Linked DNA regions of Mus musculus: region 1 is linked to region 2. The links are chromatin contacts, found by Hi-C or POLR2A ChIA-PET in ENCODE. All regions are on one chromosome and are shown on one strand. Each heading gives the region's core, a stretch centred on a gene start or an enhancer-like site at or near the end of the contact. The rest is flanking DNA. Distances are from core to core; before and after follow the strand shown. Region 1 has its middle 180 kb from the start of A330102I10Rik. Region 2 overlaps Gm40841 (a long non-coding RNA gene).

Evidence for each region. A loop is a pair of places that touch in the nucleus more often than their neighbours do. ChIA-PET counts read pairs that join two places held with the same protein, here RNA polymerase II (POLR2A).
Region 1: a map of heart shows a loop between it and region 2 (4-fold over the local background). The contact joins two enhancer-like sites. A Hi-C loop is called at or near these places in 1 of 37 maps with a recorded cell type or tissue (heart). POLR2A ChIA-PET finds 5 or more read pairs at or near these places in 1 of 5 experiments (embryonic stem cell).

What each region holds. Positions count from the first base shown.
Region 1 is chr13:29,196,846-29,203,443 of GRCm38, reverse strand. It overlaps a transcript of Cdkal1 not described here. Among named protein-coding and RNA genes, the nearest start is that of A330102I10Rik, 180 kb to the right of the region's middle. Within about 2 kb of position 3,608, at least 1 of the 3 ENCODE cell types and tissues checked has a DNase peak (open chromatin) inside an H3K27ac peak, as active enhancers do; it is heart, where a contact is called at or near this core.
Region 2 is chr13:28,413,965-28,420,098 of GRCm38, reverse strand. Gm40841 (a long non-coding RNA gene) reads left to right here. Exons shown (of 3, transcript XR_003950511.1): 1 at 1-1,014. Among named protein-coding and RNA genes, the nearest start is that of Gm40841, 4.5 kb to the left of the region's middle. Within about 2 kb of position 2,410, at least 3 of the 3 ENCODE cell types and tissues checked have a DNase peak (open chromatin) inside an H3K27ac peak, as active enhancers do; they include heart, where a contact is called at or near this core.

The DNA of each region.
Region 1 (6,598 bases), core at 2,359-4,858, 780 kb before region 2:
GTGAACATGCATATGCACACGCGCACATGCACACATACACCATGCCACATACACACAGCATAGGTAATTAATGGGTCGTGGACACAATGACCACTTATTGTTGTCAATGTGAAATATTATTCAAATATATTATATATGTTGGCAAGAAAAGGAGTTAAATTTCAGTTCTGGAACATTCTGCTCTCTGGCCTTGCAGTTTTTCATCTGTGTGATGGGAACTTTTCCTTCATTTGCCTCGATGATCACGAGGTAAGGAGCATGGGGGTATAAAGAGAGCAAAATGCCTTGTGTGAAGTCTGGCATGATGTAAATACCTGAGCATGTTTCTTGTCCTTTACACTCAACTTTTCAGTGTTGTCATAAATGACAAATGGGGAGGACGGGAGGGGTGCTTTAGGATGCTGCAGATGACGTGCTAACATGAGGCTGCTGAGAGAGCCAGCAACAGCGCTGGCAAGAAGCCTTTGGGGTCAGCATTCACATCCATTCTCAAACATCCCCACTACACACTAGAGCTGCAGAAAGTCTCACCAAGTTCAAGAAATTGTTGGCTCATCTAATGGCCAGGATGAGGCACAGGATGAAGTGAATTGCTCCAAAGGAATGTCTGGCACAGAGTCTCTGTTTCCAGAACTTTCCAGCACTGGCAGGTGTGAGATTCTGCAGTTACTGGGGGCCTGCCAAGGAGACTCAATGCTAACTGCCGAACACGAAGGGGAAAGTCCCCTGATGAGCTGTTGAAGGCAAGTTATAAAAGAGGGTACAAAAAAAAAAAAAAAGAGTCAGTTCCTAGAACACTCTGTAGGCATTGATACTTGGCCCAAGACAGCCCAGGTGCTAGCCAGCTCTTATGTGTAGAGGAAAACATAATGAGACAAGGCTTATCGACTAGCATTCTTTTCATACTGGTCTGTACAGCCAGTCTCTCACAGCTCACAGTGAAAGGACTGGGAAAGGAAAGAAGTGAGAGTTTGTATTCACAAAGCAGAAACCCTTGCCTATTGTCTTTGCTCCCATATCTGCTGCAGCAGGGAAGCAGACACTTGGAAGCTACCCTTGCTGGAGAATACAGACTCCTCACTTGGGACACCAAGGTAATTAAAACAAGGATGAAAGCCTGATATTTCCACCTTTATGTAGAGTCTGTCTCCTTTACTTTGACTCCATCTTCCTCAGGTGTCCTGTGTCCTGTCAAGGATGAAGGCAGAGACATGAGTAACCATCTTTACCCTTTCCTCCTGAGTCACCATAAATTTCAAGGACAAGACAGACCCATCCATCCACATTTTTTTTTTGGACAAGGGACTAAAGCTACCTCTGAGCAATGATGACTCAGCAGGACCGTTCACCCCCAGTTCACCCTCTGCCCCTACCCAAATGAGAATAATCTTCTATGGTGGAAATGTCTACCCCAGTCTAGATCTTGTGGGGAATAGATTGGCCCTACACCTTGGGCTATGCCTATGATTAAAAGATTAATAATATATTACATCATCTTGAAGAACTGGAGCTAAGATAATGATAAAGAACATCACACTGCAATCAGAACTATTTAATAACCCAATCTTTCTTGAGCCCTGCCCATCCTTCCGATGCTTAAACCTAAAACTCATGTTGGTGCCCTGAATAGGAAGTTGCAGTCACTAGACCCCATTGTTTTCTCCTGCTTTCACCTTGGGTTTGAAATCTCCCTCCTATCCACAGTTCTAATTCTTCTCAGAGAAGAAGTGGTGCAACTGTGATGGGTAGAGTCTTCCCCTGTAGCCACTAAAAGCAGTGGGCAGCCTAGAGTCTACAGGAAGGTCGAGCCATAGAGCATAGGATGTGGCTACAGGTCAACATGTACAGTTTGGGTTTGAGCCCCGAGACGAAAGACTGCTCCCAGTTGCTTCTCAACCTGATCTAATCTTTCCTCGCTTAACAAAAGCTTTATGTCTCAATCTGGGTAAATAATTGACCACAAATCAAATCATCCCCCACTCATCCCTTGCAGACCATGGCCTGTCATCACAGTAGCCATTGATAGTCCTTATTAACTTTATGGTAATTGCTGTTTTCATTGGCCACCAACACACAGAGGCTTTGGTGTAAACACTGCAGGCACTAATGAGTCTGATAGCCTGCTGGCTTTAGGAGAATAAATATTCAGGATAAAACTTGACAACAGTGCGTACTACTAAATAGCTTTTACAAACTCAGTCACAGGGCTGGAGAGATGTCGGCATCATTAAGAACTCACACTGCTTTCAGGCTATGTTCACTATGGTCAAAGACCTTGACTAAAGCAACTTATGGAAGGCAGACTTTATTTTGGCTTATGGTTCTAGAGAGATAAGAGTCCATAATGGCAGGAGAAGTGGGGCAGTGACTGGAGAAAGAAGCTGAGAGAGTAGACAGGAAGGATGCTGAAGTTATACATTTGCAGAGCTTGATACTTGGTGACATACTTCCTCCAGCAAACCTTCACATTCTAAAGGTCCTATAACGTCCCAAACAGTTAAGTATTCTGGAGGACTAAGTATTCAAATAATTGAGCCTATGAAGGACATTTCTCACTCCAACTACCATCTTGCTCTAGCAGAAGACCTGAGTTTAATTCCCAGCCCTTATTTCAGGTGGCTCAGGGCGGCCTGTAACTCTAGCTCTAGGGTAGCTCTGGCCTCGGTGGGCACCTGTAGTCTTCTGCACATATCAAAGCCAACACTACGTAGACTAAGTGTGGGGGTACACACCTATCATCTCAGGACTCGGGAGGCAGAGGAGGCCATCAAAAGTTCAAGGTCCTCCTCAGCTACGCAGCAAGTTTGAAGACAGGTGAAACTATAGTTACAGGTCACACTATGGTAGAAAGAATCTCTGCTCGGATTCCAGGCCCAGGTCTGCCTCTGGGGATACCAGCCAAAGCTTTGCTCTCTCTGTTTGCTTGTGTGTAAAGACAGGAGGCTGGATTAGGCATCCATGGTTGTTTTAAAAGAGAGAGAGAAAAGGGATTCTGCAGAGTGAAAGGAGGTGTCACCCTAGGAATGATCCCCCAGGCCATTGTTCAGGAGATCTCCAAGGACTCTGGTAGCAGAAATACAGAAAATGGGACAGGAAGTTAGGAATACAGTTTACTTTAAAAAAAAAAAAAACTAGAAATACTGGTTTTGTAGAAACAGCATTAGGTATAAAGCGTGTGTACATTTAAGAAGTTAAGACACAGAATTTTCCTTTTTTTTTTTTTTTTTTTTGCTGTTTCATTTATGAGAATTTTTTGACATGTTTAAGTTAGGCCAAATAGTGTGTTTTAGTGATGATTTTTTAAAAAAGGAATTAAGAAAGAGAGAAATTCTTGAGGAGTGAGTTCCAAAAGAGGTAAAAACTTCAGAGCTTCATAGTCTGGGGAATTTAGAAGCGTGAAGCAGAAACTGGAAGTTATCTCTGTGACTGGCTGATTCTTTGGGCCATTATGAGCCAGCCCAATGGAGGGCTGACTCTATGCTATCCCTCTGGTCCAACCAGAGAGCTGCTCACACACTGTTCACGTCATGTGCTGCCCACACAGTTAGAGGTAATCAAATCTCCCTCTGTCCGTCTCCGTTTCCTGCTTTGACCTTGACTGTCTGCTAGTTGTCAGTCTCTTGGCCCTTGGCCGGCAGCACTGCCTCTGACCTTGTAGATGTCCCGAATGCTGTTGGTTATATTAGGCTGTCTTTGTTTCCAAGATGTGGCTGCAGTCTTTTCTTGGTTAGCTCATATTTAGACCCCTGTCTGTGAGGCAGCCTCTCAGATCTGGTTAGAAGCCATCCTTACTTATGGTGCCTTCTGTCACAATTAGCTGCATTAAAAGCAGGACAAGGGTGCCTTGCATACATTCCTCAAGGGCTTTCAGAGGAGCCAGCTGGATTGCTGTCACTGGCCCAGAGCCCTTCCTTTTTTCTTATCTGTCTAGCTAGCTAGGTTACCGAATACCCTCCTCGCCATACTCCACACTGCTTCAGACTCTGCCATTTTAACCCCAAACCTTCTCTTTAACTCAGCCTCCGTCTCACTGCAATGTATACAGGCAATTTACAGTTGTTAGTATGGGGCCCCGCGCCCCATCCTTGCCTCTCCCCCACTCCCCCAGCACATCCCATACAGTCTACAGAAGAACTAGCTCACATCTCAGTAGCATGCCTGTCCAGGAGGCATAAGGCTTTGGGTTTGGTTCCCAGTGCTGCAAAAATGAACAAGTACATGATATCAGACAAATAGGTCCAGAATAGATCTAGTATACTAACTCGAATCTGTAATCCCAGCATTCAGGAGGCTGAGGCAGGAAGATTTTAAGGTTAAAGCTAGGCAGGCCTATTTCCAAACAAACAAGAGAAAGAAAGAAAAACCTATGGTGACAGGATTCCCGTCTCAGGGGACTTCTAAACTCATATTTGGCCATTGTGCAACAGTTACAATACTGTTGTGAGGAGATCAGCTACCCTGGGCTCTGCCCCAGTAGCGTCAGAAGAAAAGGAGAGCTGAGAAGAGAGACTTCTGTTCCTCCCCCCCCCCCCCCACACACACACACACTCCCCTGTGAGAAGAGGTATTGTGATCATAAAAAAAAATAAAGAAATATTAACATAGGTTCTGAGGTGTGTGGAGGAAGGTATTGGGGAAGGAGGTCCCTCAGCGGGTCCGTGCCGAGGCATCCCTTGCCCCTGAGAGACCAACTAGAGTTTATTCAGGGCATGACGAGGGTAGTTAAGAGAGTAGTAAAGGTAGAAAGAAAGGCAGAGAGAGGGAGAGAATAGAGAAGTAGAGGCCAGCCATGACCGCGGGGAGATGGGGGGCGGGATGCGGAGAGAGGGGGGGGAGAAGGGGGCAAGTGAGAAGCAGGAGTAAGAGAGTAAGAGAACAAGAGGGACAAGAGAGGAAAGAGGGGGCAAGCAGCCCCTTGTATAGTGGGCCAGACCTATCTGATCATTGCTAGGTAACTGGGGAGGAGCATACCTGGCTGTTGCCAGGAACTGTGGGGGTGGAGTTCAGACAGAATACCAACAAGGGGGACTCCCACCCCATATCCTTCAGCTCTTACTCCTCTACACCAGCCTCAGAGCACAGCGTCCCTCCCGCTATCCCAGCCTCTGTGCAAATAAGGAATTGGGCAAATCGGTGGGTCCTTTTAGGTAGTCCTTGGTTGTTGTTGAAGAACTGTTTCCAAACTCCCGCCCCAGACCACGAGACAGCAAACTCTGCAGGTGCTCACGATCCCTCTTTGTGAAGGGCGTGGTATTTGTACATAAACGGCACAGACCCTCGAACACACTTGAAATCATCCATAGGTTACTCAGAATGCAATACAGATGTGGGACAGGCAGCTCTCCTGTTGTATTATTTAGGGAACGGCAAGAAAAAGCCCATACTTGGTCCACAGAGGTGCAGTTGTTCAGTTGGTTTTGTTTTGCTTTGTTTTCAAATATTTCAATCTGCCTTTAGTTGACTTCATGAAAGTGTGGAGCCTGTGGATTTGGAGGGCTGATCATATGATGATCTGGTTTCAGTTTTAATCAGAATTAAAAAAATTTTTTTTCAAAGAGATAATTCGTTTTCCCCCCTGTGGAGTTAAGTTCCAATATATGATGAAGGACATAGACCACTCTCCACTAGAGCATCTTGGGTTTACTGTGGATTGGAAAAAAAAATGTTTGAGGACGCTGTATTTTTCTCTTCCAGAAAACTAGACAGCATTGAGAAGCAGAAAAAGAGAGAAAAAATAAAAAACAAAACAAAACAAAAAAGATACAACATTGACTGCTCATAACATGTTTTACATATTTTTGGTGTGCTTTTGGGTTTGTTTGTTTGTTTGCTTAATCTTCATAAAATAACCCAAATGAAAGAGAGTGTTGTGCTAGCGCCATCTTACAGGTAAGAAACTTAGCCTAGGGACCTACTAACCCCTGTAGCTGGTGAAAAGCCCTGCCTAGTTCAGCCAGCCACTTAGTGAGTAGAGATTGGCTTACATCACCTGGCTGGCTAGTGGAAGAATCAAGGTAGAAACCCAGGCCTTTGATTACAGTTACCTCTTCCTGCATTGCTCAATCTTTGGAGGTGAAGGACCCTTCCAAGAGGTCCTTTAGCCTTCAGGAAGAAGGCTCCAGTTCTCCTGGTGCCTCGGGAAGAATGGTAGTCTGCCCATATCTACACAGGCAGGCCCCCTTCTTCCTGTTTTCCCTCACTCTCCCATAAGCCACAGCACAGAGGCACGTGGAACAGGCTGTTGAACTTAAGCAGCCTGGCTGGCATTAACTCAGCAGACAGAAGATTGTCCAAAGCCTGGGCATCCCCACAAATTCCTGCTTGCTTCCTATCCCAGCATGACTGGGCTATGTGTAGCTCAGACAGCTCAGGCCATAGTCAGAGAAAAGCTTGCCTTCCGGATAGTTGCCACAGGGCCTAGCAACCGCCGAAGAGGCTGGAAAAAAAAGGAATAGTACAGGCTCTCCTCCCTCTCTTCTGTCCCAGATACAGTGACACACCCTGCATGTGTGTGACTATTGAGGCCTCAATAGCGACTGGCTTGTGTCTAGCTGGGTAGCCTCGGCTGGATCAGACCTGGGTTGTTTGAAAAGGAATT
Region 2 (6,134 bases), core at 1,161-3,660:
TTCTGCCTCGGCAGAACAGTTGACCACAGCAGCAGCCGACTCCGGCTCGTCATGTGCTTCCTCATGTGATGTAGGTCTGCGGCACTGTGGAGCAATCGCATTTGAGACTCGGCACTCGTGGACAGACGGGCGTTCAGGGACTGGGGAGTTTTTGGAGGGGGGTGGGGAGGCCAATAAACCAAGAAAACGTCAGAAATAAAAGTCGCATCAAGTATGCTGATCTCTGTATTTCCTATTTTTGTTTTGAAATTTGATTTTAACTATTGTTTTTTTTTTTTCTGGTTGTGTCTGTATTTTTTCCACCCCCACAGGCGCCGAGCTGCGCTGTTTTCTTTCTTTCTTTTTGATTTTTTTCTTTTTCTTTTTCTTTTCTCGAAACTCTGAAGCCAGACTGTCTTCTTCACCGCTCCCGGGCTGCACCACTGTGGGCACATCAAGCTTCGTCTGGCTCACCTGCATGGTTCCGGCTGATTCCTGCCTGAGATGGCCCATCGTACAACTAGGATCCCAGAATCTCCTGTCTGCACTCTGCGGAAGAAGGACCTATTTCAGTCTCTGGCCAGGGTCTCTCACAGCCGATGGGGTCTTGGAAGACAGGGTGAAGTTGCAGAAGACTGGGGTGGGATGCGAAGGCATGCGAAGGACTTGGAAAGGGAATTTAGGAATACTATACATCAGTGCCCACCGATGATATGCATACAGGGCGAGGGCAGCCACCGCCCCTGCCTCACGCACCTAACCCCGGCTGCTCGCTGGGATTGTCTGAGGGGGACAACCCAGGTCTGGATGTGGTGGCATTTTTTCAGAGAGTGGAACTGAAGATGGATGAAGCAGGTACTTGCTGTGTCTGCTTGGCAGGGCAGAGCTGGAGAAATGGAAGGGGAAAAGAAGAGATGCTGACTGTCGTAAGATTGTCTGCTGCCAGCTCCGCAGTCTTAATCTAAGGAAGGATGGCATAGTGGATCTGCCAGCACGTGCATGGAGGAACTGTAAATTGCAGTGTGGATGTCCCTGGTACTGTCAAGGAAGAAACTGATGGGCTGGGTGACTGTACAGTGTCCCCAGAGAAAAATAGCAGCCTTGCAGCATGGATTTAAGTGCATGTGCATGCGTGTAGAGACATGGAAGAGACTGTGTAACACATACACACACAGAGAGAGATATGAGAGAGAGAGAGAGAGAGAGAGAGAGAGAGAGAAAGAGAGAGACTCTTTGCTGGGTTGGGTTTGATTACAAGCCAGTGTTTTCAGCTCCTGCTCAAGACCTATTTCCTGGCTAGCCAGAAAGCTCGGCCAGAGCAGCTGCATATAGACTTTTCTTTTTAACGGCATAGCAAACCCCTTCAGTTTTAACTCCTTGAAGTTCTAAGTGCTCAGCGTTGGGCTAAGGCTCACTGTACGGTTTTGTTTTCTTCTCCTACAGAGCCCTGTAAACACAGCTGTATTCAGTATGGCAGAAAAATTCTGTCCCTTAAATAGAAATGCGATCAATTTAATCAAAATAAATGTATCCCAGATGACTCTGAGGCCAGCTGGATACCACAGGCTTCAGAAGCTAAGCATTCAGTGGAGATGGATACAGTGTTAGATTTACATGCTTTCAAATGCTAGGATCAGCTATGCTTAATAAAGGAAATTCTTTAAGGAAAAGGGAGGGTCCTCCTGGCACCCAGCTATAGATGGTGACCACAGGTGCTGCTGCTGATCCTGGCACTGGGGTTTGTGGCTGTCGAGCTTGCAGGGGTGTGTGGCATGAGGCAGGGCACGGCTGATGTCAGTGTGAAGAAAGCTTGCAGCCTGCTTGAGGCTGTAGGAAGGAGGAGGGTGGCCTCTCATTGCCTCTGTCGGGGCTTGGCTGGTACTAGAAGCTTGTAGATAGATAAGGGTGAGCTGGGTGAACTGAGCTCTGAGCCGGGAGCAAGCAGCTTTCCCAGTTGTCATGGGGGCTCCTCTGGGACGCCTGTCTGGCCTGTCCTCCCACTGTTTGTTAGAAATTCTACAAAGCGGCTCTGTGTGCTGGATTATGTTTGGCCAGCTGTTGGTGCATTCCTGAGGGTGGGGTGGAGACAGGATCTTATTACTGTACTTCCAAACTGTAGATCTATGTGGGGAGAGAGAGAGAGAGAGAGAGAGAGAGAGAGAGAGAGAGAGAGTGTGTCAGGATGTGGTGGGGAGAGGAAAGAAACGCAAGCAAGTCTGATAATCCCTTCTCCTTCTCCAGGTTGTGCTAGAGGAGCATTCAGAAAGGCTATGAAGTGAAAGAGAGAAAGGAGAGGGTAAGGGGTGGGAGCACAGTGGAACAGCCATGAGACAAAGCAGAACTTCAAAGCTGCAGAGACGAGCAGAATGTCAGCAGCTTGTAATTAGCGGTTCATGGTTGCGTCAGAGACTGTATCTCTCCAAGAATAACTGTGTGCTGTGTGCCACAGAGTGCAGAAGACAGTCATAACTAAGTTATCAAGCACAGTTCAAATGAGGGCAGACACATGAAGGCATTTTCTGTTTGAAAATTAAGCAGGGCTGAAGTGCACATCTCACTGGCTGGATTCTGCCTAACTTCTGGCAGGAAATGCTCAGCGTATAGGAGGGTGTTTGTTAGATCAAACAGGGGACCCATAAGCATGCAGACTGAGCATGCAAGCTCCGTCCCTGTAAAATACCGTCCCAAACAGCCCGGTACTGCACTGCTGGGGTCCTGTCTCCGTATATACCCATTCGCTTTTGTATGCCAATGGGAGAAAGTTAAAAGTACACCCAAGGACATATGTCCCCATTAGATTCTAAAATCCCTACTATAGAATTAAAACCTGACTGCAGGTTCTGAGTTGTTTTGGTATTCTTAATTTATACGCTGAAGAAGCTCTTTTTTTGCAATTATCTTGTTGGTAACCCTGTGAGGAAGCGACATACCACTATATGATGTTGAAGGGCACCTTTCCCTTCCATCCCCTGTCTCTGTTATTTGGAGGTGTGGGGCGTTCTCTGGAGCCTCCAGGAGGAGCTGGTGGGAGGAGCTGATTGGCTAGCAGGCTCAGCGTGTTTACTCTTATTTGTTTTCAGTGCTCCTTCGCAGCGTGCATTTAGTATTTGTATTTGTGTTCATGCTGCACAATTACTACTGACCAGCTTTGTTTCTCTGCCCGAAGCGAAGTCAATTTTAGTTCAGCCCCTGCAGTTGAGTCCCTGGACAATATGCACATATGTATTATGTTACCCGTGTATGCACTTTTCCTTTTAAAAACGTGGATTAAGGAAAATTGTAGGCAAGGAGAGACGTGTATATGAAATCAATAGCTTTTTGAATCACATGTAATATAATTTAAATATACTCACTTTAAGATTGCCAAAGCCTATGTTGTCTGAGCCCAGTTAATTTACATCTTCGATTTAGTCAAGAGGTGGAACCTGCCAGATCAGAATGCTGTATTCTGTGCACCCAACAGGGTGGAAGACATTATTTTGTTTGTGTTAGTTCAAACAGCTGGTCATTAATGCAGTCCCCATTTCTAGAGAGAAACGCTGGTGGACATGAATGGCTGTCTGATTAATGCTGCCCCTCGGAGGGTCCTTCACCCAGCCATGCTCCTGCAGAATAATGTAGCATGATGTGATTGCACTCTAACAGGATAGTATGTCATTGTGTCACCAAGCAATTGAGGTTATTATGGGGCAGGGCAGACAGACGGGACAGTGGGGTTACTAGACCGTAGCATTTTTAGAAATACAGGCCTGACCTACTTAGAGTTATTCTGGCAGGCAGCTGCACGGTACATAAAGTCTCCTGATAGGCTGAAGCTGTTGCTAGGGGGAATTAGCATGAATTTTTCCACACAGAGACTCAGCGACTGAATGATAAAAGCTGACTGGAATTAAAGAGATTTGGTTTAGCATTGTACAGATTGATCTGCCTCAGTTTTTTTTTTTTTCTTTCTCAAGTGCCAAGAAAGAGTGCAAAAAATAGAGACTTCTTTTTGTTTGTTTGTTTCTATTAGTTCTTTGACCTTCTCCTTCTCTTCCTTCTGCCCTTCATCCCCAAGAGCCAGGAGGGCAGGAGAACAGAGCAGTTATGAAATTTTGGTTAATCTCTTATTGCTGGGGTCATTGAAACCATGTTGCAAATGGCATGATATTTAAGCTTCAGGACTGCTGGGCGTACCTAGCAGAAGGGCAGATGGGTTTTTTTGGTCCCCTGTGTATCAAGCTGTTTTGGAGTTGGGCATGCATCTTTTATACACTGTATATTTTATACACCCCTTTCCCTTTTGGGCTTGAACAAAACATTTACATAAATTCTTTTCTATCCAAACAGATTGAAGCTTGCAATTGCTGGCTTGTTTAAAATAAGATAGTAAGATAGACAAGATTCCAGATTTAGAATATATATATATATATATGTATACACACACACACACACACACACCATTTTTTTATTACAAAAGTATTTTTTTCTGGGCTATGTTTGTCTTTTGAAAAGTCCAGTTTGGTGTTTGTGTTCAGGGATAGAATTGAACTGCTCCCACCCCACCCATTTTGTTTCCCAGTGTACAAAAAGCACTCTTTTGTTTGTTTGTTTTGTTTTGTTTTGCTTTGCATTTTTTTTTCTCTGCAGAAGAAAGTGTGGCTGTAGAATCCAGTCTGGAGACTGCTTTTCCATGTTGCTGACATGGGCACTGAGTAGAGAGAGCTCACATAATCAATTTTGCAACATGACCCACTTTCCCTCCCCAGCATTCCCAAGTGTCTGCAGTTTTAATAGCTCTTTACAAGAAGAGGATTTTTTAATAGATCATTTAAAAATAATCTGAAAGTCCATCAAGAGAAAAATTAAAGCAATGCGTATTCAAGAATACTTTGGTTTTTTTCCCCCCTCATCTTAATTATATGCTATCTGTGGTGTTTGTGCTGAAAGTAGTTATTATTCTGTTATATTTATTTGAAATTAATTTTTGTAAGAAAGTCCTAGGAGTTCACAAGTAAACAAGGAGCTGAGGAGCATAAGTCCTGGAAAGGAGAAGGAAGAGGGTGCTCAGCTGTGTCGCTGGATTTCCTGGCCATGTGTAAAGAGGCAAGAGAATATTTATTTGTGGATTTTCTTATTTCCATTTAGGTTTAAAAAGTATTCAGAACTATGTAGATACAGGCACTGTAGTGAAAACAAAGCAAGAATAATTTAGTGGTATCTAACCCAGAAAGCTATTGATCATCCCCTTTAAAAAATCCATTGAGTGCTGTTTATGTTTTAGACACCTTAGGAAAGAGAATGTGGTAGGGTTGAATTGTGCTCTCGCTAGCTAGGAGTGTCCCCACAATAGCATTAATCATGAGGAGCTCCAAGCAAGAAACCATCTTTCATAATTGAATAACTGGTCAATTTGCTTTTATGAATATAAAATATCCTTGGGTGTTCCTCTTTACAAAGTGATGCATTTTTTTTCAAAATTGTCTTATCAAAGGAATATTTTTGGCCTTTCTTCCGTTGTAATTCACTTTGATTAAGTTGGTATAAAGGTACTTAAATATTTAAGTGCTAGAATATAGAAATAAAAAGTCAACTTTAAAACCCCTAAATAAGGACATATTTTAAATTAGTGTTCTTTAATACATAGATGCCTAATTTAGGGAATCTATAGCCTGTGTCCAGGTATGCATGATACTCACAGTATAAATGTCCGTTGTTTAATGAAAAATGAGTTGGCCATATTGAATTGTTCAGTATAATCTTACTTGGATGTTTAAGTTGTTAATTTTTTCCCCTTTCCCCTTTCCCCTTTTCCCCTTTTCCCCTTTTTAATGGTTTTCAACCATTACTAAAGAGGTAAGCATTTGGTGTGCCAACACAAACAAAGAGAACATAGTTTTGAATGTAATTTATGCTTACTTAACTTCGGCTAAAGTTAACTTCCAACATTCACTTAGTGTGTGTCAATAGTATTCGCTTCATCCACTGCCATTGATTAGACAGCCAAAGGGACAAGTACCCGCACTTGTTACATTGATTATTTATTAGGTGAGCATTTCTTTCTGCTCACACATTAGCTATCTTTTCCAGTTATAAGGCCCAAAATAGAGCAGTGAAGTTTGGGGGATTAGATCTTAGGGGTCACTGAGTTCAGTTAGTATCCAAGTAAAATATCT